Regions from separate parts of the Mus musculus genome. Here all the other regions are linked to region 2. Evidence: chromatin loops called from intact Hi-C (ENCODE). Cell type or tissue: left cerebral cortex. All regions are shown on one strand.

The links. Peaks named below come from ENCODE experiments on the same cell type or tissue, not always from the same donor. Only the 100,000 strongest peaks of a DNase experiment are listed, where the experiment ranks them.
Region 1: it touches region 2 in a loop (4-fold over the local background); 2 of 42 quality-filtered maps call a loop at or near these places.
Region 3: a loop joins it to region 2, with 2.6 times the contacts of the local background. A loop is called at or near these places in 2 of 42 quality-filtered maps.

The regions. Positions count from the first base shown.
Region 1 is chr7:34,908,616-34,916,615 of GRCm38, reverse strand. It overlaps Pepd (peptidase D), which reads right to left and starts at 4,209. Exons shown (of 15, transcript NM_008820.2): 1 at 4,162-4,209. The coding sequence starts at 4,178. In left cerebral cortex, no CTCF peak of the experiment used is centred here; DNase peaks (open chromatin) are centred at 4,217, 5,641 and 5,927; H3K4me3 peaks cover 1,174 bases; H3K27ac peaks cover 446 bases.
Region 2 is chr7:34,810,485-34,818,484 of GRCm38, reverse strand. It overlaps Chst8 (carbohydrate sulfotransferase 8), which reads left to right and starts at 5,774. Exons shown (of 4, transcript NM_175140.4): 1 at 5,774-6,139. It overlaps Gm38987 (a long non-coding RNA gene), which reads right to left and starts at 5,777. Exons shown (of 3, transcript XR_881950.3): 1 at 5,309-5,777. In left cerebral cortex, a CTCF peak has its summit at 4,987 (motif pointing left); DNase peaks (open chromatin) are centred at 5,754, 6,240, 6,715, 7,095 and 2 more places; H3K4me3 peaks cover 2,664 bases; H3K27ac peaks cover 1,808 bases.
Region 3 is chr7:35,165,236-35,173,235 of GRCm38, reverse strand. It overlaps Gm38988 (a long non-coding RNA gene), which reads left to right. Exons shown (of 4, transcript XR_003946743.1): 3 at 2,195-2,314. Among named protein-coding and RNA genes, the nearest start is that of Gm35889, 11 kb to the right of the region's middle. In left cerebral cortex, CTCF peaks have their summits at 1,111 (motif pointing right) and 3,637; DNase peaks (open chromatin) are centred at 1,218 and 3,651.

The DNA.
Region 1 (8,000 bases), 98 kb before region 2:
CCTAGCACTTGGGAGGCTGAGGCAGGAGGATCGAAACTGAGAGGCCAGCCTGGGCTACACAATTGCAATCCTTTGGATATACCGAGCTAATAAATAAATGGCATTAAAGGAGGTTGTTGCCTTGTCTGTCATCAAGGTTCATGAAGAGGCTTGGTCTCCACTTAACATTGGTCGTGGACCTTTAAAAGGTCAGGGGCTTTCTGGGAGATGATTAGGAATTAATGCCGTCTCAAGGGAACAAGTTAGGTCCCACGGACTGTTACAGTTACTGAGGCAGTGAGTTGTCACAAGGTGGCCGTCTTGCCATGGCACCTCTCTTTTATGCAAAGCTACACATCCCTTTCATACGCATTCCTTCAATGCAATGTTATCCTCCAAGTTCTAACATCAAAATGAGGTTCTCATCAGATGCTGTCGGCTGACATAGCTTCCAGAACTGTGAGTCAAAATCATTTTCTTTGTAAGGCACCTGTCTTGGGTATTTAGTTATAGCATCAGAAAATAGACTAAGACAAGCATATAGGCCTCACCAATACTCAAAAGCTCCATGGCACAGACTATAACAAGATCCCTGTGCTACCATGTAAAGCCACACGGATAAGCTCCCAGAGGAAGAGGCCAGACAAGAATGACCAGGCATTGAGATGTTCGGTAGCCACTGGCTACATAACTACAGGAAGATATCCCGGACTGGAGGGGCTTTGGGCAGGGGACAAGTGCCACATAGCTGCTTCCCTCTCTCCTGAGAAGGACCGGAGAACAAGCACACACACCTAGGAACAAAGACAGGACTGAGTACAGAGAAGACCAAGCCTAGGGATGAACCAAAGAGGCCAAAGGGCATCTGGGCCAGCCTGGCTTCCACAGACTCACCCGTTTTTTCTGGAGCAAGCATGGGGACTTTGCTCAGAAGCACAAGGCTCACATAAGGGTGTGACAGCTTTTGACCCTGACAACATTTTTGTGTTCAGCATGCTTATCCCAGCACGGCAGGTAGCTCATCACACACGCACCCAGGGCAGCTCCTGTGATGGTCCCTGGGGGGGGGGGGGGGGGGGTGCAGCAGCTACTGGATTGCCGCTCAGATGAATGAGAATCCGCTCATCATCCTACCCTTTGGAATTCTGTGCTCCTTCCTATCCACAGCTCCCCTCCTTTGGCCATTGCCATCTCCCAAGAGTGCAGAGCAGGATGCTGCAGTAATTCATATGGTAAACATCTCTTTCGGTTGAATGGCACCATTTCACATCAGGTTGGTGGCCCCAGGGATACAAACCAAATAGCTCCATAGGCTCTAGAGAGTACAGGAAAGGAATGACAGAAACCAAGCCCTCAGCTATTCAAGATGGGGAGATGTGTGCTACTAACATAAATTGAGGTTCTCTGGGGGTTTGAGCAGAAACCCTTCAATGGGAGGCCTATCTATCTGGGCTGGACCTGCAAGACTGTGAACATTCTTTTAATCATGTTAGAAGACAAGAGCATCCCAGGGCCATCAGCTGAGCAAGCTCCAGGACAAGGAGAACAAAGGGCAACAAATGCAGACAGGTCCAGCTATAGCCTAGAGCGTTCAGCCTCTGTACATAGACAACTCAATGCATGGCTCCCACCAGTGCATAGAATTGGGAGAGTATCTCATTGTGAGTTTGTGATGCTACCTAGGGCTTCTACTGCTCCCCAATTCATATGGGGGTACACTTGAGATTCTCACGAGCCTCCTGCTCCCAGGAATTACTAGGACTCTGTAGGAAACCAACTCAGATTCCTTGGAAGTCCTTGGCTATGAGCTGAGGCTTATTATACCAGACATTCTTAGTCAGACATGATGGTATAAGCCTGTAATCCCATTACCCTGGGGGCTTATGCAGAAGGATCATAAGTTCAAGACCTATATAGTCCCTGTCTGGGGGAAAAAAAAAAGCTGGGAATATAGTTTAGTGGTAGAATACTTGGCTTGGCACGGCAAGTCCTGAGTTACAACCCTGGCACTTCTCAAACAGGGGAGACAACTGACATGCCGATATGTCACATGAATGTAGCAGCAGGGAGCCAAGCTTTCTACAGAACATCCTTCAATCTTGTCCCCTTAAGGCCTTACAGGACCTAACTCAGGCTCAACACTTCTGAGAAGTCTCTTCCCAAGGAGGCCCTGGCCAACTGTGGAAACTCCCATGTCTGTCAGCTTTCTTAATAAGTATGCCTCCTCGAGATCTGTGGCACTTTTCAATTATAAAAGGATCAGTTTGGCTTCAAGAGGCTTCCTTTGAGGATCTGACTAGTTCCTATCCCAGACGGAGAATCTTCCGGAAAGAAGCAAGCCTTGAGCCAGCCTGGAGTCTCAAACCCAAACACAGCTGCTGGACCTGCCTGTGACCACCTGGCCCGCCCAGAAGGACAGATGATACCTCACAGACAGATGCCTGCCCACACTTACTGCTCACTGTGCTTCTTAACGGAGGGGCAAAGGCTGGGTTCACAGTTCTGGTCCTGGCCTCCTGGAGACCTATCAGGACGCTCCAACTTAAGTGTGTCTCAGTGTTCCAAGTTCACCCAAAGATCACCGAGTGCAAAGATCATCCCATGATCCTAAAACGCATGCCTCGTATTGGCACAGACCAAGATCAGAGTTAGATGACAGAGTTAGATGGCACAGAGTTCGATGACAGATCCCACCTGTCCATTAGCTTTCATGGCCCAGTGTTGTTCCTAGAAAACCGCTGGTAGTCACTACATGATTGCTATGTCCCAAGCTCTTCCAACCTTGGAAGCTAACTAAGATGGCACTGTTTCCACTGCCCTCGTTGTATATGGAGAGATGCATTTGCTCCACTAGTTTTTACCATACTCGCCTCAGTTCTGAACTCAGTCTGTGGAGAACTGCACTCTTCTACCCCTACCCTTCCTAACATCCCCTACCACCAGGTCCACACCCTCTTCCGCTGAAACCACAGCTCATGCTATCGGGGGTGGGGGTTGGGGGGGGGGAACTCTTTAAGAAGCCAAGTGGTAAATGAGGAAAATACCTAAAAAAAAAAAAAAAAGCCAAGTAGTAGTGACACACCCCTTTAATCCCAGCACTTGGGAGGCAGAGGCAGGTGGATCTCCAAATTCGAGGCCAGCCTGATCTACAGAGTGACTTCCAGGACAGCCAGGGCTACACAGAGGAACCCTGTCTTCAAACAAAGCAAAGCAAAACATAACAGATCTCAAGCAGGGTGTAGTGCCATCGTGCCTGGATTGTCAGCACTCTGAAGGGCAAAGCAGGAAGAATCTGAGTCCCAAGGCCAGCATGCGCTACATAGTGAGACCCTGTCTAAAATTCTTAAAAAGCAGATTCCAGATGACAATCCTTCTTGCTCCCCCAGGACAAAGTCTGGAGAAGTCACTAGCACCAAACCTACTAGTTCAGGGATGTACCCTACTCTCTCAGTCTTTATCTCTTAACCTTTGATCAGCTGTCCTTCCGTGACACTGAATAGAGCCCATCTGTCCAAACTTCCTCCCAGCCGAACCACTGACCCTTTAATCATACAGAATTATGGCAAGTCTAAGCGGAGCAATACACTGGGCTACTGAGGCCTGCATGGAGCCTGCATCGGAGCTAGTGAGGAGACAACTGACATACAGAAAGTCAGGCAGTATAGAATTGATCAGATAATTAAGGGAAGGTGTCTCAGAGGAGCTGACGTTTGGGCCAGGAAAGAATCAGGAAAGTGCTGGCCTGATTAACGGATATTCCACGGCCACTCCAAATACTACTCACACTTTCCCTCACTTTTGAGGAAGCGCCTGGGAACCTGGCGCCCAGACCAGGCTGGCCACCTCATCGGAGGGGCGTGGCAGTGAACAGATTTGTGAAGCTCCCACTTCGGCCACTTACGGTGAGGCTGCCACACTCGGGACTCCAGGGAAGCCACCCTCCCCCGCCCCACGAGGGCCAGTGGGCAGCCGCAAGCATGCAGGGGCTCTGCAGGTACCACTCGCCCAGCCCGGCTCTCGGTTCCGGTGCCCCAGAGAAGAAGCGCGCAGCCCGCAGCCCGCGGCCACAGAGCAACTCCAGTCAGAGCTCGGAGGCTGTCACCCACTGTTCAGCTAGGAATACCGAGGCAGGCCACCTCTACGCGGGCCGCAGGCAGGGCAAGGGACAAGCTCAGCACTCACCGCACAGTGGACGCCATGTTCACTCGGCGCTAGCGTCACGTGGAGTGCAGCGTCAGCTGAACCAGCTAGGGTTCCTCTGAGGAGGACGGGGCGGGGCCAGGGCGGGATTTTTAATGGGCGTGGTGGCTTCAGTCCCTCCCACTCCAGCTCCGGACTTCACACCCTTAAGTGGAGGAGTCCTGCAGCTGATTAAGCATCTCAGATTCCCACAAGAAACTAGAAGGAACTTGAGCAGCAACCCAGAAGGCTTTCCCTCTTGGGAAGAAGTGTCCTGAGACAGGAGATCAATTGATTCTAGGTTAGCCCCTGACCTTGTGTGTATGTTGCCGCCCACCCGCGAGAAGAACATACAAGAATAAAGAAACCATGGGGATCCACTTCTGTATCATTGGGAATAGAGGCCCCTTGGTCTTGCAAACTTTATATGCCCCAGTACAGGAGAACGCCAGGGCCAAGAAGTGGGAGTGGGTTGGTAGGGGAGCGGGGGGGGGGGGCGCATAGAGGACTCTTGGGATAGCATTTGAAATGTAAATGAAGAAAATATCTAATAAAAATTTTTTAATTTTAAAAAATAAATAAATAAATATTTATTCATATGGTAAAGAAAAAAGAAAAAAGAAACCATGGGGAGGAGGGCCAAAGATGATGGAGAGCTGGGACAACTGGAGTAATAGAAGCCTCCAGCATTCAGGAAAGGGAGTCTGGGGAGAAAGTCTCTGGCTGAGAGATAAGCAAGGCCTTCAGGGTCTTGTATATAAGTTGGAGAGTTAAATCTAATAGGCTCTAGTCCAAACCTCCTCAAGTGCAAGATGGAGGAGCTGAAGAAAGAGAAGCAGGGGCAGGGGCAGAGCAGGGGAGGGGAGGATGAGGTGGGGAATAGCAGAGCTGAGCCCTGGTGATAGAGGAGAGTCCTACAGAGAAATGAGCATCAGAAGGCAGGCACTGCCCTCCTTACTCTCAGCACTTAAAGACACTGGTTCAAGTGCTTTGCAGATGTTAGCACCACTGCTCACAGTGGTCTCACAAAAGCCCCATGAGGAAGGCAGGTGCTGTCTTAGCACCATCTTACAGAGGAGGAGACTAAGGTCCAGAAGGGTAAGCAACATGCCTGACCTCACACAGACTCTTGAGAACTTGGACACACACACACACACAGAGTGCATTAGCTCCATCTTCAGCTAAAGAGTCTCGACTCCCTAATAAGGGACGCCTTTTTAAAAATAGCAGAGGAGGAGCAGGTTTGTAGTAGGAAAGCCTGCCCCCAGCTAATCACAGCCCCACTTCTTTTGACATAAAATATGTCAAAATTAAACCAACTGCCAGCTTAATGCTTATTAATGTGTAAAAGAAGTAATTATCCTAAATATTTACAGAAGAGAGGCAGAGAACACCCAGCCATTGAACGGAGCACTCTTTCTGTAGTGTTAACCGGGAAGCACTACCCACGGCTCCTGCCCACCCAGGCCCATCTGCACAGTGGGCCTCGAGGCAGGGTCTGCTCTGACAGTCGGTTTTTTTCTGTGTCAGACACCTGCTGCCTCTCCCCGCCCCTCCCCATCAGAGGCTCCAGCAGGACCGGCCCCTCCCCCACTCTTGCTCAAGACCCTCTCCAGCAAGCCTGACCACATCCCTCGCTGCTCTCTATCAGACTCCATCATGGCCCTGCCACGTATCACAACTCCGCATCAAAGGCTGAGGCAGAGGATCCTCCTCCCCTGTTCCTGCCCATCAGAGGCGCTGGCAGGGACTCCAGGAGAAGCTGCTCAGGGTGTGGGAGAACCCTTTTTTTTTTTTTTTTTTTTTTTTTTTTTTTTTTTGAGTTACTCATGCAGGGCAGACCCAGACGCTGCTGAGAGCCAGGAGGCAATTGGGGAAAGATTGATTTTAGAGAGTCGGCGTGGGAGTGTGTAAATCAGCTGAGGAAGTGAGCCGGGCAGTGCGCTCATGCCTCACACTGTGCCTCACCTCCAAGGTCACGGGTCCCCTCTGAGACAAGCTCTGGCCTCGTGATGGCCTACAGGTGGCCGAGAGGTACCTGCTTCATTAGCCCAGGTTCCAATGCAATATTACTCTCCAGAAGTCCGCTGTCCTTGCTACCCCTGAAGGAATGCCATCCTAGCCAAGGTCCTCCCTTCTCCCTGTGGCACTGTGTTAGATCACCTTACCCTGTCCTACCCACCCCCACTGCCTAAGTCACCACTCCCCTACAGCTCAGTGGACGTCGCTGACCACTAGGTCTTTGACTCACATTGACTCATGTCAAAATGGGGCATGTGCGGCCACGTAGGGGACAGGAGGATGTATTCCATACTCATTTCTCCCAGGTGGGACAGGAAGGCATGCAACAGACAGGACATGATATATTAGTTACTTTACCTGTCGCTGTGGCCCCAAACCTGACAGGAGTAATTTAAAAGAGGAACAGTTAATTGGGGCCCATGTTCCTAGAGGCTGTGATGGTTCTCTTGAGTTGTCAACTTGACACACCCAGAATTGCTTGGAGAGTCTCAAGGAGGTACTTTAAGTTGAGTTATGCCTCACAGTAAGGGATTATCTGAATTAAGTTTATTGATGTGGGAGCAACCAGTCCACTGTAGGTGGCTCCATCCCCTAGGCAGGTGGTCCTGACCTATATGAGACAGAGAACTGAGCACAGGCAGACGAGCATGTGAGCATGCGTGCATTCATGCCTCTCTGCCCTTGACTGTGAATATGATGTCACTAGCTGTGTGACGTTCTTGCCTTGACTTCCCCAAAGCTGTGGATTGCAACCTAGAAAATCATTAACAGAAATAGGCCCCTTTCTCCACTAAGTTGCTTTCCGCCAGAGTACCCATCAGAGCATCAGAAACAAAACTAGAGCAAGGGGCCATAGTCCATCACAGCAGGAATTGCATGATTCCCAGGATGGCTCCATCTACAGCAGCAGGAGCACAGGGCTGCAGCTCCTAACATATTAGTGGATCAGGAAGCAGAAAGCTCAGGCCAGAGCTTCACCTTCAAACATTTCCCCCTCCCATCCCCCCAAGAGACCTGCTTCTGTGAACTAGGCCACACTCCAAAGGTTCAGCCATCTCCCAAAACAGCACCTTTACCAAGTGGCCAGGCATGTGTCTATAGAGAGCATTTCTCCTTCAAACCACTGCACATACTGAGGTGGCTGTCCTGTCATGGTACTAGAGGGCCATTGTGATAATGGCTGGGCTAACCTTAGCTTCCCTGTTTCTAGGGTCAACGTGGCCTGCAATGTTCTCCAGGGCCACACTATCAGCCCCAGGAAGGCCCTCCATCACATCCCGAACCCTCTTGCCCTCCTTTCCTAGCCCAGTTCATCTGGGCATCCATCTTCCTGCAGAAAAGAGGCAGGGAGCAGCTGAGGGGGCCTTCCCTGGGAAGCCCCCGTCACTGTGTCAGATGAAGTGGTCCCTGCTGGGTGCTTTGCCAGGGTCTACGAGGCAATTCCAGATGAGAAATGGAACGAGAGCTTCAGAAAAGCAAATCATTCCGGCAGCCCCTTCAACACCTCGGAGAAACAAGCTCTTTGTGTGTGTGTGAAAATGGGGAATATATTGTTTTTCGGTGTTTGGAAGACTGTTTTCTTGTCTTGAAATCACAAGCTGCTTTCTTCCAGCGAGACTTATAAATACATCCAATTATCGACATTCAATATAGGAAATAAAGTTCTGAAATTGTTTTCCTCTCCATGTACAGAGCCGGCCGGCCGGGTGGCACAGGTGATAATTACTTTTATTTCTTAAAATGAGCTGAATCAGTGTGGAGGGACTGGAGGTCCACTTTTTATTTCTTCCCTCTTTATTGCATTGCCCATGTTGTGCTGG
Region 2 (8,000 bases):
TTTGTTTATATACTTGTGTGTGTGTGTGTTCACTTACTTGTGTGCACCTTGGCACACGTGTAGAGGTGCGAGGATAGCTTTCATACGTCATTTCTTTCTTCCCATCGTGGGGTACAAGATCATATGCAGCACATGATTCTACAGACTGAGCCATCTAACCAGCCCCAGTGGTGGTATTATTTGTTAAAGTAAGAGGCATTGAGCCAGGCAGGTGGCCAGCACTTGGGAGGCTGGGTCGGGAAGATAACAGGTTCAAAGCTAACCTAGGCTACACAGCAATTTTTTTTTGGTTGTTTTTAAAGCATTAAGCATCAAAATAAATTTGAACTTGGCAAGCCCTCAATAAAGGAGCCAGCTGGCTTTGAGCCTATTTTAAATAGAGAGGCTAGATATGAGGCCTAGATCCTTGTTGGGCTATAGGGTCAACATGCTCCTTTTAAACTGAGGGAGAAGGGGGTCAAGGCTGTCATGGCAATGTTTGCCATGTCTAAGAATGTATCCTTTCCTAGAAACCCAGAGGGCTGCCTCCTCAAGGTAGCTGGTCCTTCTGCTTTCCTTCTGGCTCCACAAAGAGCATCTATTGTTATGCCCAGAATGATGGAGAAGTTTCAGAAATCAGAACAGGTATATGGGTGCTAAGGTTCGACTATAAAATGTCCCTCCACAGACTCCCATGTTTGAACACTTGGTTTCCAGCTAGTGGCACTGTTTAGGGAGGTGGTGGAACCTTTGGGCCTGATCTGCCTCCTAATTCGTCCATTCAGATGCAAGGGGCTGCCACCCACATCCTGCTGTAATGGATCAGGCCAGCCCTAGTGTCTGTCCTCACTGTTGTGATGGACTCTATGCATGAGGCCAAAGGGTACCTGGCACATGGGGCATGGGGTTGCTCCCCGTCCACTACCAACACTAACACAAGGGACTCACTGGTCTTCTAACACTGGGAACTCCAGGCAAGGCAACATGAGGGACACAGCGTAACACCCCCAACTCCTTGCATACCTAAGGGTGACAGAAATCAAGGGAAATGGTGGGAAACGACCTGGGATAAATACTTAACCCAATAAGGTGGCTAAGAGACTTAGTTCTGAGCTTTCTTCCTAGAAGGGGCTCTCAATCAAGGGTCCACAACTTAGGCCTTAAACAGACGTCAAGGGCCTGGGCCCAAACTTACTCTCAGTTATTAGGGAGGACAAGGTTTGTGAAGAGAAGGCTATGGCTAGGTGTCCATGCTAGCAGTTCAGACGATGCAGCTGGCGACCTCAGTCGTGTTGCCAAGGAAGAGTCGCCTGGCTCATTATCCCTGGCCATTTGCCCACTGAGCTCACATTAGGGGAACATGGAAGTCATCAAAGGCGCCACAAAAGGGCCACATGCTTGAGGCAGAGATAGTCCATGCCCTGAGGTCTGGCCTCGGGTGGCTTAGGGCAGGTCAGCCACAGCACACAATTCTAGTACACTTGTGTCCAATATGCACTCATGACCTTCACTCCACAGGCAGGGCCTACTGTCCCCCATGCCTTTGGAATCAGGAAATGGGAAGGAGTAAAAGAGGTTTTGGAGACCACCCAGCTCACACTAGCACCAGAAGAACCATAACAATACTCCGGTTGGGTTCCCATTTTTCTCTTCTTTCTTCCATGGGTCACCAGGAGCAGGAAAAAGAACCTAAGCCATTTGGCAGTCCAGTACTGATTTCTGTTTCTTTTCTGATTTGTTGTTATTACTTCATACACACACACACACACACACACACACACACACACACACACACACATTGTTTTGTTTTGCTTTTTGAGACATGGTTTCTCTTGATTAAAAACCATGGCTGTCCTGGAACTCACTTTGTAGAACAGGCTGACCTAAAATTCAAAGAGATCTGCCTGCCTCTGCCTCCCGAGTGCTGGAATTAAAGGTTTGTGCTACTGCCACCTGGCTTGTTACTTGATTTTTAATATAAAGCCTCATTAAGTAGCCCAAGCTGGCCCAGAACTGGACTCATAGTCCATGATGGCTTTGAACTTGCAACCTTCTGAGGGCTGGGATTATATGCCTGGGCTACCAACCTCAGCACATAGTTTTACTACAATTAATTTTGCTGTCCTGGAGATCAAACCCAAAAACCTGTGCATGTTATGTAAATGCTCTACTCCAAGGCCACACCCCTAGCTCCTCACTGATAAATTCTAGAAGCACTAGACTGTTGAATCAAACCTTTCTCTCACTGGGGTGCTCTGCTACTAAGCCACACCCCAGCCCCTCACTGGGGGATTCTAGGCACGGGCTCTACCACTGAACCATGCCCCCAGCCCCTCACTGGGGGATTCTAGGCAAGGGCTCTACCACAGAGCCACGCCCCCAGCCCCTCACTGGGGGATTCTAGGCAAGGGCTCTACCACTGAGCCACACCTCCAGCCCCTCACTGGGGAATTCTAGGCAGGGGCTCTACCACTGAGCCACACCCCCAGCCCCTCACTGGGGGATTCTAGGCAGGTGGTCTACCACTGAGCCACGCCCCCAGCCCCTCACTGGAAGATTCTAGGCAGGGGCTCTACCACTGAGCCACACCCCCAGCCTCTCACTGGAGGATTCTAGGCAGGGGCTCTACCACTGAGCTACACCTCCAGCCCCTCACTGGAGGATTCTAGGCAGGGGCTCTACCACTGAGCCACGCCCCCAGCCCCTCACTGGGGGATTCTAGGCAGGGACTCTACCACTGAGCCATATCCCTAGCACTTGCCCCTTTTCTTCTTACAGCATAAAATTTAGGACTCAACACTCAGTTTTACCTATGAATTTATAAACACAGTGAGACTTATCAGTCCTGGCCTCCTAGCTTTATCACCTTCAGTTCTAGGCAAAGGAAGACAGGACTCCCCACTGGCAGACAGGGTAGCTGTGGGAAGCAAGATGTCAACTCAGAACTGGAGCAAGGAGTTTGCCCATAGGTAAAGGCCCTCCCACTCCTCCCTTTCGTTGCGAGGCTCTGGACCTCTTCCACAGCAGCTCTGGGAGCTGAGACTGTGAACTCACCAGGCCATCCAATGAAAGTGGCTTTGTACCTTAGTTGGGATGCAAAGAGATGTGTTTGCCACAAATCTTTTGGTGGAGACACACATATCAAAACCCGCAAGCGCGCACAGAGCTTCATGCCTGGGCTTTGCAGTGTGTCTCCACCTCCCGCGCTGCAGAGGCTGAGCCTGACTTTCAAAAAAGGGCACTGCAGCCCTTAGCAAATCTCCAGAGGAAAACTCATGCTTGTCCCTGCCAGGGACCCCAGGTCTCCTCTGGGGATTTCCTCCAAGGGCCTCTGCAAATAAGAAGGAACTAGGGGTGAGGAAAAAAAAGCCAAAAATTCGGGGAGTGTCAAAGGCATGGAGCAGTGTTGATTCCTCTCAGTATCTGCCTGGATATTAGATGCAAATAAGTGCTAATAAGTACAGTTGGAGAAGCTAATGGAAAAACCACCCTCCCCAGGAGGATTGCCACACACAGGGCAGCTACCATGGCCGGACTGACCGACTGTGCTTTCCAGTCCTAGGGAAGCCTGTGTGGACTGGCTCTAGGGAATAAAGCTGTATAAACTTCTTCTATGAAGGCACTTGCTGTCCAAAGACACTGGGCTGAGGATGGAGGTTTCCATCATCTCCCCACTGGCCAGTGTGTACAAACATGTGCATGAGGGTCGACATGAATAGGTGTGTGTGTGTGTGTGTGTGTGTGTGTGTGTGTGTGTGTGTGTGTGTGTGTACTTACCCTCCAAAGGGTGCACACCGCTCAAGAGGTTCTCTTGACCATCAGGCTCCTGAGACCAAATCCCTGTGATAGCTCAGGCCTAGCTGCAGATGTGAACCACACTGGTAACTGCTCAGTGGAGCTGCGGCCAGGACTCTGGGTGGTGTGGCCCTTTGGAGGTGGAGGAGCCACAAAGGCACGGGGACCAGCTGGCTGGAAGGCAGGTAACTTTTTACCCATCCCCTTCTTTGTTTCTATCTTTTCTACTCTGCTCTGACAGTGTTTGGCTATAGCTTGGGGTTTTTACTGCCCCAATCCTCCCGACTCTCCACTCCTGTCCCTCAAATCCATTATGTTCAACTGAACTTGACTAAGGGGACATATACTTGCACCTTCCTTCCCACGAGTAGCTTGTACAGCCAGAGGAGCTGTAGAGGTCACAGCACAGCCGGAGCCTCAGACCATCTTGAGCTCTCTGGCATTCCACTTTGAAACCGGGATACCTGGGCCAACCCCAGCTCCACCAACCCCACCCCCACCCCCACCCAGAATTGTTGACAGTAGCACCTTAGTGGCATCTTGTAGCACATACTTCATTGTTGCAAAACTAAAAAGGGATAAAAGGTAGCTGGGTGTTGTGTTACATGCCTGTAACCCAAGCACTTGGAGGCTGAGAAAGGAAGATCATGTGTTCATGGTTAGCCTGGGCTACACAGAGAGAACCTATCTCAAAAACAGAAACAAAACAAAAACAATGGAAGGGAAGGCTACCATATGCTTGACTGCCAACTCACTTGCCCTGAAGAGGATCCTTGGATACTCTGAGTTCACAGCAGTCATTAAAGAAGCCCAACTACCACTCAGGCCTTTCAAGCTTGCTAGTGTTAGAGGCTCCCTTGCCCTCCACATCTCTAGTGTTAGTATCTCTGCTCCTTATCAGGGCTGCCACACCCTTATCTGGTCACTCAAAGGCCACAGATCCACCTCAGTCTTTAGCTTCATCACCCATCTGGGATGGAGCTGGGTCAACCAACCAACCAATCAACCAACCAACCAGTCCACTCAGGGAGGGGAGAGGCCACAGCCACCGCTCTGTTTTACTGGAAGCTTCTTTTCAGTTTTGTTTTGTTTTGTTTTGTTTAATTTTATTCTGTATGTCCCTTCAAGACCAGGCTTGTTTACTGGTTGGCACCGCTGAGAATGGTTGCTAGATGCGCACCCAGCCTTCCCTTCTAGTGTCTGATTGCCCCCTGCAGGTCGGGGCTTCTCTTCTCTGGAAAAATCAAGATTTGAATCCACAGCCCTGGAACCGAGTCCCGGTTCTACACTTGTACTGTGTGGCTGTGGGTAGGAGGTTTCCCCACTCATTTATTCTGGGTTTGGAGGGAGGGGAGAGGTTGCTTGCTTCAGCCCTCAAGCTGGTGCCAGACCGACGCTTAAGGATGAAGTTCTTAAGTGAGAATCCGGCTCACTGGGCACTTGTGGTTAACTGAGACCCAGAAATTTAGTGGTGAGTGCCAACAAGAGACAGGCCTTGTCCAAATTCCACGCGTACTGTAGTCTGGGAACCTACCTGAATTTTTCTGCGCACCAATTCCTTTGCAAGCCCCGCGGCCGCTCAGCTTTGGGTCCAAGACCCTGCTTGCTAGCGCCTTCTCTTTTTCCCTAGGTCAGCGCAGGGTTACTCAGTGTCGCCACTGGGGCAGTGGCAGCTAAGAAGCTGCGGAGTGGAGTCAAGCGGCAGACCAGAGTCCAGCACTCGGGGATCCCCGAGCTGGGCGCAGCCCGCGCCAATACCGCCCCACCCCCCCGCTGCCTCCCGACCGCGCCCAGCGGCAGCTCCCACAGAGCGCGCGGCCAGTGGGGCTGCTGAAGCCGCAGAGCGCGCGTGGGCGTGGCGCCCGTGAGCTCCCGAGAGGGCTGAGCGATCGGGGAAGAGATTTCCCCCATCTCTGCCCTGCCACCGGGATCGCCTCTTTCCACCGTGGGGCGGGGCCCGGACTGGGGGCGGGGCGCCGGGCGGGCGCGGCGCTATTTCCAGCCTTGCCGGAGGCTTCGCTCGCACTTCGCTGGGAGCCTTCCCGGCGCGTGAGCCGGATCCGGTGGCACCGCGGGGAAGAGACAGGACCGGGCGGTGGCGGCAGAGACAGGGGGACGCACCCGGTGCAGAAGATCCAATAGGAGCACGCCGCCGCAACCTCTCCCGCGCGCTCCGGTCGCCGACTCTACGCCGATCGCCCACTCCCCGCACCTTGGACTACACCGGGAAAAAGACGCAGCCTGGCCCGAACTGGGGCGGAGATCCTTCTTGCTTCCCAAGAGCTCCGGAGGGAAGATTCTCCCGCCGCCGAGAACCCCGCCGGACTGGAGGAACCCGTGGCCTGGAGAGCGCTGGCTGTGCCAGGTAAGTGGCTGCGCCCTGTTCCCTCTCTATGTTGATAGTTCACCCGAAGGGTTGTCCCTGGAAATCCCAGGATGATGCCGGGACTGTTCTGAGCGCAAACCCCGCCACTAGACGTGGTTCAGAGTCCTAAGCTGCAGGTGCTGTTGGGGCATGCGGTGCTTGGGTCTGGCGATACTTTGGGGACCAGCCCCCGTGAGTGGGAACTTTAATTAGACTTTGGATTCTTGGTTTTCTCCGCGCCTGGGAACTGCCTCTCTCTCCTAGGGCTCGCCTCCAGGACCCTTCGCTCCTCTTCTTAACCCTGGATGCTGGGTGCGTGTAAGCTGCTTTGGGCGCTGAGCGACGAGTGCTCGAGGGCCGGGCTGGAGCGTCCAGAGCGCCGAGGCTTTGGTGTGCGCTTGGAACTGGGACTTAGAGGCCAGTTGGGGTGCGTAGGGCGAAAGGGGAAGTTACAAGCGACCTTGGCTCCCTACCAGGAGACGCAAGGTGTCCCCGCGCTCCATCGCGCGCATCTCCACCCCTCAACTCTCTAGGGCCCCGGCCTGTTTTGTGCTCCCGGCGAGTGTGCGTGCGTCAGCGATCGCAAGGAGGTGTGTGTATGCGTGTGTCCCCGAGTGCGGGAGTCGGAGCCTCAGGCGGCTGAGGGTAGGGGATGGTGAAATGATCTGCTTTACAGCGGGACCGAGCTCAGCCCTAGCTAGCGGCTGTTGCAACTTCAGCTGCTGCGTGGGGCTGTTTTGCTCATACTATGGCCTGGCCAGGAGAATGTACGTTCTCTGGTTTGGGCAGGGTCAGAGGTGGCGCTTGGGCATCAAGTGACCTCTCTCTATTTCCCGCGCAGTACTCCAAACCCTAACTTTAGTTGTATATCTTGTCTCTGGGCCCTTCGGCCCTCACCTGGGGTTGTAACAGTCGGGGAACTGTGCCCTGGATTTCGGACATACCGGTTGGATCTTGGAACAGTCTGTCCTGCAGCCATTTCGGCATCACCGGAGATGCATCTCTAAGCCGCCTCCCAGCAGGACCCTAAGCGTGATTGGTTCTAAGGGGAACAGGCTTCTGGGCTCTCTGTATCTATGGATGTAGCCAGGCAGCAGGCCAAGTGGGAGACTCAGTTCGGGGCAAGGATGTAGCTCCAGATGGCAGGGGTGGGTAAAGGGGTAAAAGACAGGTTAACTCTTTCCCCACCTTCCCCCACACTCACAGGCTTGAGCTTCTGCCACTAAGCCTACTTTCTTTGGGTTCACCTTGACCGTTTACTGGTAGGTAGGAAGCCTTGTCTTCAGTCCCACCCTAGTACGAAACAACCTTTGCCCTGAAGAACTCTCCTTAAAAATTACCTACCACCACAGCACCTCCTGATCTGTCCCTGTCCCAAAAGAGATATTGGAAAGAATGAGGGAGGGACGGTTGCTCTCATAGGAGAGCTTTCTATTCTTTTAGTCAGGGTCTCATCCAAGCTGACCTGACCTCAGCCGCGGAAGGCAGGATTACAGATGCGCACCGTCTTACCTATTCTCTCTTAATCAAGCCATCCCACCACCCACAGGCAGGCTGCGGGGGGGGGGGGGCTCTTGAGGAGAGTGGAAACGTTCTGGAGGCTCCGGCAAATTGGTCTCCGAGAAGTGACACACAGCAGAGGTGCCATTCAGACCCTGGAAAGACTGAATCAAAACGGGTTGATCAATATCGCAATCGCATTTGAACACAGAAAACCTCAAAGTCTGACCCCATCCCATCGTTTGGTGGAGTCACTTGGGACACATGAATGGTACAACTTATTTATTTATTTACCAGGAATCTGACTTTGTGGGAGTGAATTATGGTCCCCGGCTATTGATTTTTTTTAAGACCCCAAATT
Region 3 (8,000 bases), 350 kb before region 2:
TCCCCCGTAGTTCTTCAGGTAGATTATGGTTGTGGGATCTCTCTATCTGAAAATACCCAACAGGAAACAGCAGCCTTAATCCAAATATGTGGAGGGGTAAGAAAAGGCTGTGACTGCCCTCCACATTGGCAGGCCTGGCTGTGCAGTGCTGAGGGTTGCCTGGGTCCATGGAAGGTACAGGAAGTAGAATTTCCCCTCACAAGCTGAGATGCAGGACCCACTCCCTCACCTCGGCTGCAGCATGCGGCTGCAGGCTCCGGCTTTGATGCTTCCATCTGAGAGAGGGACCACGTGACAGGCACCTTCTTCTTTGGGTGTCATGTCTACATGAGACCCTTTAGGTCAGCTGGACTTGAAGCTTTGGGCCCCTGGCATGGCCCCATGCAACTTGGCCATGCATGCCCCATACTTCAGTTGGCAGGGCTCTGGGCACTGTTGCCTACCCGGGCCTTTCCCCCAGTTCCTCCGCTCCTCTCAGTGACGCAGACAACCTGGCTGGGGCTCAGAAGGAGGCTGAGTCTTGGCTAATGTGGACCTGTGGCTTCTGAGCCTGATCTGAGTTAGGAAAGGGGCTGTCAGCTCTGCAGCCTGCTCTGGGGCTGAGTCCTTCTAAGCTTCTGGTCAGCTGGCAGCCTCTTCCCTACCTGGCCTTGAGTATCTTCTTGGCCTTGTCTTGTCCCTACTGTGGGTTTGGTTTTACCAGCAGGAGAGCCCCGGTTGGGAGGATATGGGACCAGAGTCCAAGATAGCCATGGGTCCTTTCTAGGCCAACCTCTCTAGATGCACTAGAGAGTTACAAAGAGTGCCCCTGGGCAGGCACACCTGACTGGGAGTGGAGGGGGTCTGCTAGCTCGGTTGGGTGCCGGGAAAGACCTTCTGCCCAGAGGGCCTGTGGACACCCTGCTGTGGGCCCCATGAGCTGTCAGTGAGTGTGTGTGTGTGTGGGGGGGGGGGGATGGGGATGAACCATGAGCGGGTGTGAGAGTGAGCACGTGGAAGCAGATGCCCCAGAGACCGAGTGCGGGAGGAGGGGGGCCGTGAGAACAAGTCTGTGGGTGGAGACCTTGGGCAGGAGCGAAAAGCAAGTTTGGGAAACGGCGGTAGACGATTCTGAAAATACTAGCCACTAGGTGTCACCAGGAGCCCACGGGAGTACAAAAGTTCCGCCCGCCCCCCCACCCCCTTCCGCCAAATATCGAGAGCCACTTATCCCTCAGTCATTCCCACTCTCACAGGTAGAGGGCACTTCTGAGTCTGTCCCAGTGTCTAGGACACTGTTAAGATGGGCTGTTGGCGTCTTATCCACAAGGACACAATATAGAAGCTACCCTGCTCCTGCCCACACAAACCCTGGCTGAGGCTCCTGGGGTCCTGCCTCAGACGTGGGGCAGAAGGGCTTCTGCAGCACCTCTGGATGAGCACCCCATCCTGTGCACCCCCACCTGCCGACCTCAATGAAGGGGGAAGATTATGTACTTACACCCCACCCTTGTCCCCACACAGGTCTACATTGACAATCAGATTCCCAGACCCCACCCAGGCTCCAGCGGGACTTGGTAGCTGCGTTCGGTGGCTAGGAAGACAGAGCTTTGAGCCACATTGCTTTCTTCTCACTAGGTCCCCCTCGGGAGGCAGCCCCTCTACAAAAAAGCTGGAACATTCTGGCTGGTGTGCCGGTCGTGCCTAGAACTGGGAGAGACTGCAAAGCGAGGATGCCACGGCCCGAGGGTCACACGGGACCCAGCCCTAATACCTCTGCAGGCTGAGAAGTGACTGAAACCCTAGACAGATACCTCGGTTATATGGCGGGGTCTCCCCTAGGCAGGACAGGGGTGGCCTGTCTCAGCTCTCAAACCTCTGCTGCGTGCAATTTAATAAGCCCAGAGACTCAACTATATCAGTGACCCAGAAACCTCACTGTCACCCCTTCACCCACTTGGCACCAGCCACACCACTCCTTAAGTCGCTCCATCCTGTCTCAGGATCTCTATCCTTGCTGTTCTCTTGGTCTTCTCTCATAAATTCCCAGAGCCCATCCTCTCCCTCTCTTAAGAATGAGACTTGCTCCGACCTTTCCTTTGAACAGCGCACCCCCATCTCAGCTCTTTCTCCTCAGCCTGTCTTGCATCTCCCTTTGATTGGCATTGGAAACTCTAGATATTTTGCTTAATTATATTTTATTTTATTCTTTTAGCACTGAAGTATTGAACTGGAGACCTACATCCGTGCTAGGCAAGTGCTCTACCACCAGGCTACATTGTACCAGGCTACATTACAGCTCTTTGCTATTGGATCCTGAGAAAGCACTCTACCGGTGAGCCACAACCCAACCCCTTTTGTACTTTTTGTTTCGTGACACAAGGTCTCACCAGACTGTCGAGGGTGGCCTTGAACTCACTCTATAGTCTACACTATCCTAAAGCTCGTGACCCTCCCGTTTCAGCCTCTCAAGTAGATGGGATTACAGGCTTGTGCCACCAGGCCTGATTCTTACCTATTTGTATTGCTCATCTCTCCCATTGCCCACACCATCCCATGAGCTGAACACCCTGCTTTCTTCACTGAGGCAGAGCCTAGCTCGTACAATCTAGTTCAGTGTTAGTGCATAGTAACAGATGAATGAATGAGGGAACGAGCTAACGAATGAATGAATGAATTGAGTAGGGTATTTTGTACAAGGCTGACTCTCTCCTTCCTGAGCTCATCTGGCCATGGCAGGACAAAGGTTTGGGCCTTAGCTTAGCTTTCACCCATTCCCTGTAGAAAATTTCATGGGCAAACTTCTTATGGCCTGTCTGGGCTAGAATTTGGAGACAGCCTGAGGCCCGAGCTGCAAAGCCACAGACCACTGCAAAGCTGCCTCGCTTTATGGCCCCGTTACTTGTGGTTTACCTTCAGCAAGTTGTATTTAGTGATTTCAGGCACACACCGCAACTTGGCAGGCACTGGTCAGTATCCCTTAGCTCCACTACCTATGACTCTGGGGACATGCAGGAGTCAGAAAACTTCATGATAAAGAAAAGGAGATGCCTCACTCAAGGAGCACCAGATCTTCAAGGTGCTGTCCCATCTAGGAGAGGAGCTAGTTGGCAGTTGGGATATCTTGCTATTAGGACCCCATCCCCACCCCTTGCTAGGCAACACTGCTACTGGGAGATTCCCAAGTTTGGGCCGTGGAAATCATTCAGCTTAGGGGTGATCTGGACTCTCCTAGGCTCTTTTGATCTCCACGAGATATTTATATCAGCTCTCCCCTGCATTGGGCATATGTGACATCCTTTAAGTGACTTCATAAACATTTTAAGGGACAGCAGACTTGTAAACGCATTAAACTCCATCTCATCATTCAGACGGAGAGGTTTTATGGAGACGTGCACAGCTAAAGCTAGCCAAGAGATTTTAAGACACTTTTAGAGAAATGTCTTTGAAAAGCATTAAACCAATGCCCCGCTTTAAAGGAGAGAGGTTAAGGAGCCGTACGCCTCTAGTGTGTGTTTGGGTGGGGGTGGGGGGCTCCAAAAGGACCTGAAGGAACCCCAGAGGCTTCTGGGAGCACCACCAGACAAACTTCAACTCTTGTACACTGAAGGGTGGGACCGTGTTCCCGTAAAGGGAGTTCAGTCCGCAGTACCTGACATGCCCGGTAGGTGTCACTGCCAGGAGGAAATCCTAGCCAGGCACTGGTTATATTGAAGCTGCAGACCCAAGAGGACTCACGTGTGCTTTTGCCTTAGTGTTGGTGACCTCCAGCCTGGGTCTGCTTTGAGCCAGGGGCTACCACATGTCTTCCCAAGGGACAGAGCTGCCCTCTGACCATGTTGCCAGCTGGCAAACACTGGTCAGTAGCCCTTAGCTCTAGAAGCGCTGGCCAAGGCCAGGACTACAGGGACTGGTAAGTTCCTAAGTTGGGGCCAAGCCATTGCAAGGAACAACTACAGTGTTTCTTCTAGTCAGAGCCTCGAAGGGGGCCATTCCAAACTTGGAAAGGACCCAAACACATGCCAGTACAAGTAAATGCACCCGTATGCATATGCGCACACAAATACATATGTGAGCATACAAATATATATGCACACACATGCATTGATGCACACTAACACACACACATGCATAAATAACACACACACACACTCACATACACACACAAAGAACACATGCACACATTCACTCATATACATTCACATTCTCTCTTCCTAGGCTCTTGTAGGTAGGTGGAGAAAGACCCTCCAGGTGAATTTATCTGGGGAGGGAGGCTCTTCCTACCTGTCTCTTCTGCCCCCTCTGGACTGGCGGGAGGACTGAGGGGCAGCTACAGTGTCCAGCCGTGACTGGGCCTGTCAGAGCAGGGTGTATTCTCCAGGTTTGCCTTCTGCAGCTGTCTGGGGTTGAGGAGCAGAAATTCCTCCTGCAGTCTAGAGAAGTGAACTGGACTGAGAACCGAGGTGGATGCTACGGTCACTGTGAGGGTTGGGAGAGCCACGGAGGCAGCCTGAAGCTGAGCAACTCAACCCTCAGCTTGCTGCTGCCTTAAAGACACCTTGGTCCCTGCTGGAGTCCTCCTCCTCCTCCTCCTCCTCCTCCTCCTCCTCCTCCTCCTCCTCCTCCTCCTCCTCCTTTTCCTTTTTTTTTTTTTTGGACAGGGTCTCTCCATGTAACCCTTAGCTGGTCTGGAACTCACTACGTAGAACATGCTGGCTTCGAACTCATAAACATCGACTTGCCTCTTCCTCTCAGGTGCTCAGATTAAAGGCATGTGCCAACAGGCCCAGCAAGGCAGGGCTTCTCAGTTCCTTCGATTCTTCAGTTGTCTCAAACCTGTGAGAGCTTGAGAAGCTAGAGCACATGACCTCTGGTCCCTGCTGTCCCCTGGCCCGCATGCTGGTACATCAGTTCAAGGGTGACAATGAAATCATTTGTATCACCGTCTTTTGTGCCTGCTGTTGAGAGACATGGGGCCATGGGAGGCTGCGTGGAATCCAGCTTGCTGACCACCAGCCTTGCCCACAGTCCTTGGCAGGGGTCAGAGGTCTGTCACCTCCCCCCTGTAGATCAATATCTTCCAGTCTACTGTCAGCAGATCTTTGACCTGTGACCTGGCCACACATGGTGACCCCTGAACCTATTGGTCTTTCCACCAATCCTTGCCCTGGTCTCTGGGGTGGGTGAGGGACTGTTCCCTGGCTCTGGACCAGGCTTTGAGAAGAAGGGAGGGTGGGAGGCTATCTGTCCCTGTACTCCCAGTCTCTTTCCTTTCCTCCAAACTAGGGGCTGACACATACAGTGGAGGCTCTGCATGCAGGCCCCTTGGAGCTCCAGGGCCCAGGGATGCTATGCATGAAAGATTTAAAAGGCCTTTCAAGAGGCTGAGACTGGGGCTTTGGGGGCTCCAGCCTCAGGGTGCTTTCTGCTTTGTCTCCAATGTCCCCAAAGCCACCTAGTAGTGCCAAACTTTTGTGCTTGGACTCTGGGGCTCACAGCCTCATTCTCAGCATGGTCTGGTTGAAATAGGGTGTAGTGGGAGATGTCATACAGCCAACATTAGGGCCAGGCCTCAAGCCCCCAGGATGGGGAGGCACTTTCTCATCCAGAGGCTCCTTCCTGCTGCAAGTCCTCCCCACAACCACCAACCTGAGACCCAGCAGCTTGGACTGGGAATGAGAGAGGGGGGACTTAGAGGTCTCCAGTGTGCTCCCTGGATTGTACCCCCTGTGACTCAGCTAGGGGGCCACAGATGTGTCCACTCCTGCCCTGCACACTCGTCCTGTTCTACTTGGGGGACTCCTGCACACTGTCTGCTGGTAGATCTACTGGGGATACCAGGAACCCATTCTTCTGACCCACTCAGGTGGCAACTTAAGAACTCTAGAGACCTGAGACTGTGGGACAACACACGCCATGTGACCCTTACCTGACTCCTGAGAGGAGATGCCCTCTGCTCCCTGGAAAATTCTGAAGCTCCTAGCTGGGCTCAGCCACTTTTTGTCTCAAGTCCATGGTCATCTACTACAGGGAGGGACAACGGCTCAGGCTCCAGCAAAGAGAAACTTCCCCTTCCAGGAGAGGAAGAAGAGAGGCAGAGGAGGAAGAGCCAGGGAGAGGAACAGGGGAGAGGTGTGAGGGACTGTCTGCTAATATGGAAGATGTGGGTGAGCATTTGGTGAGGAACACACGGCAAGTGGGGACACAGGTTTAGAGAGGGGCATAAACAGGAAAGACGAGAGCGGGTGTTCACATGGGCCTGACTCCAGAGCCCTGTGACGATGCTCTCTCTCATAATCCCGATAGCTTTGAGCTTCATCCCTAGGCATATTGGTCCTGGGCAAAGTTCTGACCCATTGCAGAGACCCCTTTGCCCTGTCTAGATTTTGCCTTCCCTCCCCAAGGGAAACTATCAGGGGCAAAGAGACAGCAAGTCAGACTGAGTGAAAGATTACACAGACAACTGTGTGAACAGCAGGCCCGGAGGTCAATGGGTAGTGCAGAAGGTCCGACTGCAGCAACTCGTGGTTTTTTTGTTTCTTTGTTTTGTTTTACTGTCCTGGGATTGAACTTAATGTATCATATATGCTAAGCAAGTATTCTACCTCTGAGGGATTCTAGGCTGGTACTCTACCACTGAGCCACATCCCAGCCCCTCACTGGGGGATTCTAGGCTGGTACTCTACCACTGAACCACAGCCCAGCCCCTCACTAAAGGATCCTAGGCAGGGGCTCTACCACTGAGTGATGCCCCCAGCCCCTCACTGGGGGATTCTAGGCTGGGCTCTATCACTGAGCCACACCCCCTAGCTCCCCTTTTACTTTTTTGAGTAAGATTGAGGCAAGATTTCACTAAACTGCCCAAACAGGCCCTGGGTATGTAATCTTCCTCAGTTCCAGATTAGCTGGGATCACAGGCATATACCACCATGTCTGGCTATTAATTCTGAAGCCAGCATCCCACACCCTGGCCTTGGCCATGGCTTTGGCCATCCCTCTTGCAGTCTTCTGGCTTCTTTAAGAATGTGGGTTGCTTCTGTAGCCAGGACTGGGGTCAGCCAGGTAGGAATAACCTAAGCCACATTGCCATGGGGCTCTGGCTTAGAGTGCCGTGTGCATAGCATGCCACTGGACCCACTCTGGCATCCGGGACACAGTCTACCTCGTGGGAAACCAGGATAGAGAAGGGAGTTGACTCCTGTGGCTCAGGGGCTGGGGATGGACGTGGAGCCTGGGTGGACTCCTTGGGCTCTGAGTTAACATCTGGTTTAAGTCATCCTCCAGGGCAAGTTGAGAAGTGTGGGCTCGGCCATGGTGGGTCTGCAGTCAGCCTCTCCATCCCTCCCTGTGTGCACCCAGATTCCCAGCTGGCCACAAGAAAAGGGATCATATCCCTACTTTTCTCTGCCCTGAGTCTATTACACATCTGCAGGGAAGGAGAATGTGGGGATCAGGGTCCTGAGATGGCCCCTCACAAGGCCTTGGAGACTAGTCATCCACGAAAGGGAACCCAGGTTCTCTCTGTTTCTCATAGTTACGGAGGCCTGAAGCTCCTTGTGCAGCCCAGACTCAGCACAGCTCAGTACTCACGGGGCCTCTGATGAGACAGCTGCTCCTACAAGGTCACGGACATGCCTTGCACACAAAACCCCTCAAGTGTACTGCAGCTACATCATATAGTCACGGTCCAGAGACATCACACAGCATAGAGTAACGCATGCCACAAGTGCCATACAACACATCACATGCACAAAATACACATACCACACAGATACGACCCATGTGTCACACCACACACTGATACATGCTACGCACACATGGAGCACACAACCACACAGACATAGCTCAGATAATTACAATACTCACCCAAACATGTGTTCCCACCCGCCAGAGCATATGTACCACACAGACATAGCCCATGGATGTCACACAGACACTTAACCGTATCCCCGCACAGAACTTATATATGTCATACTGACATAGGCCACAGGTGTCACACACACCATACATGCACAGAACAT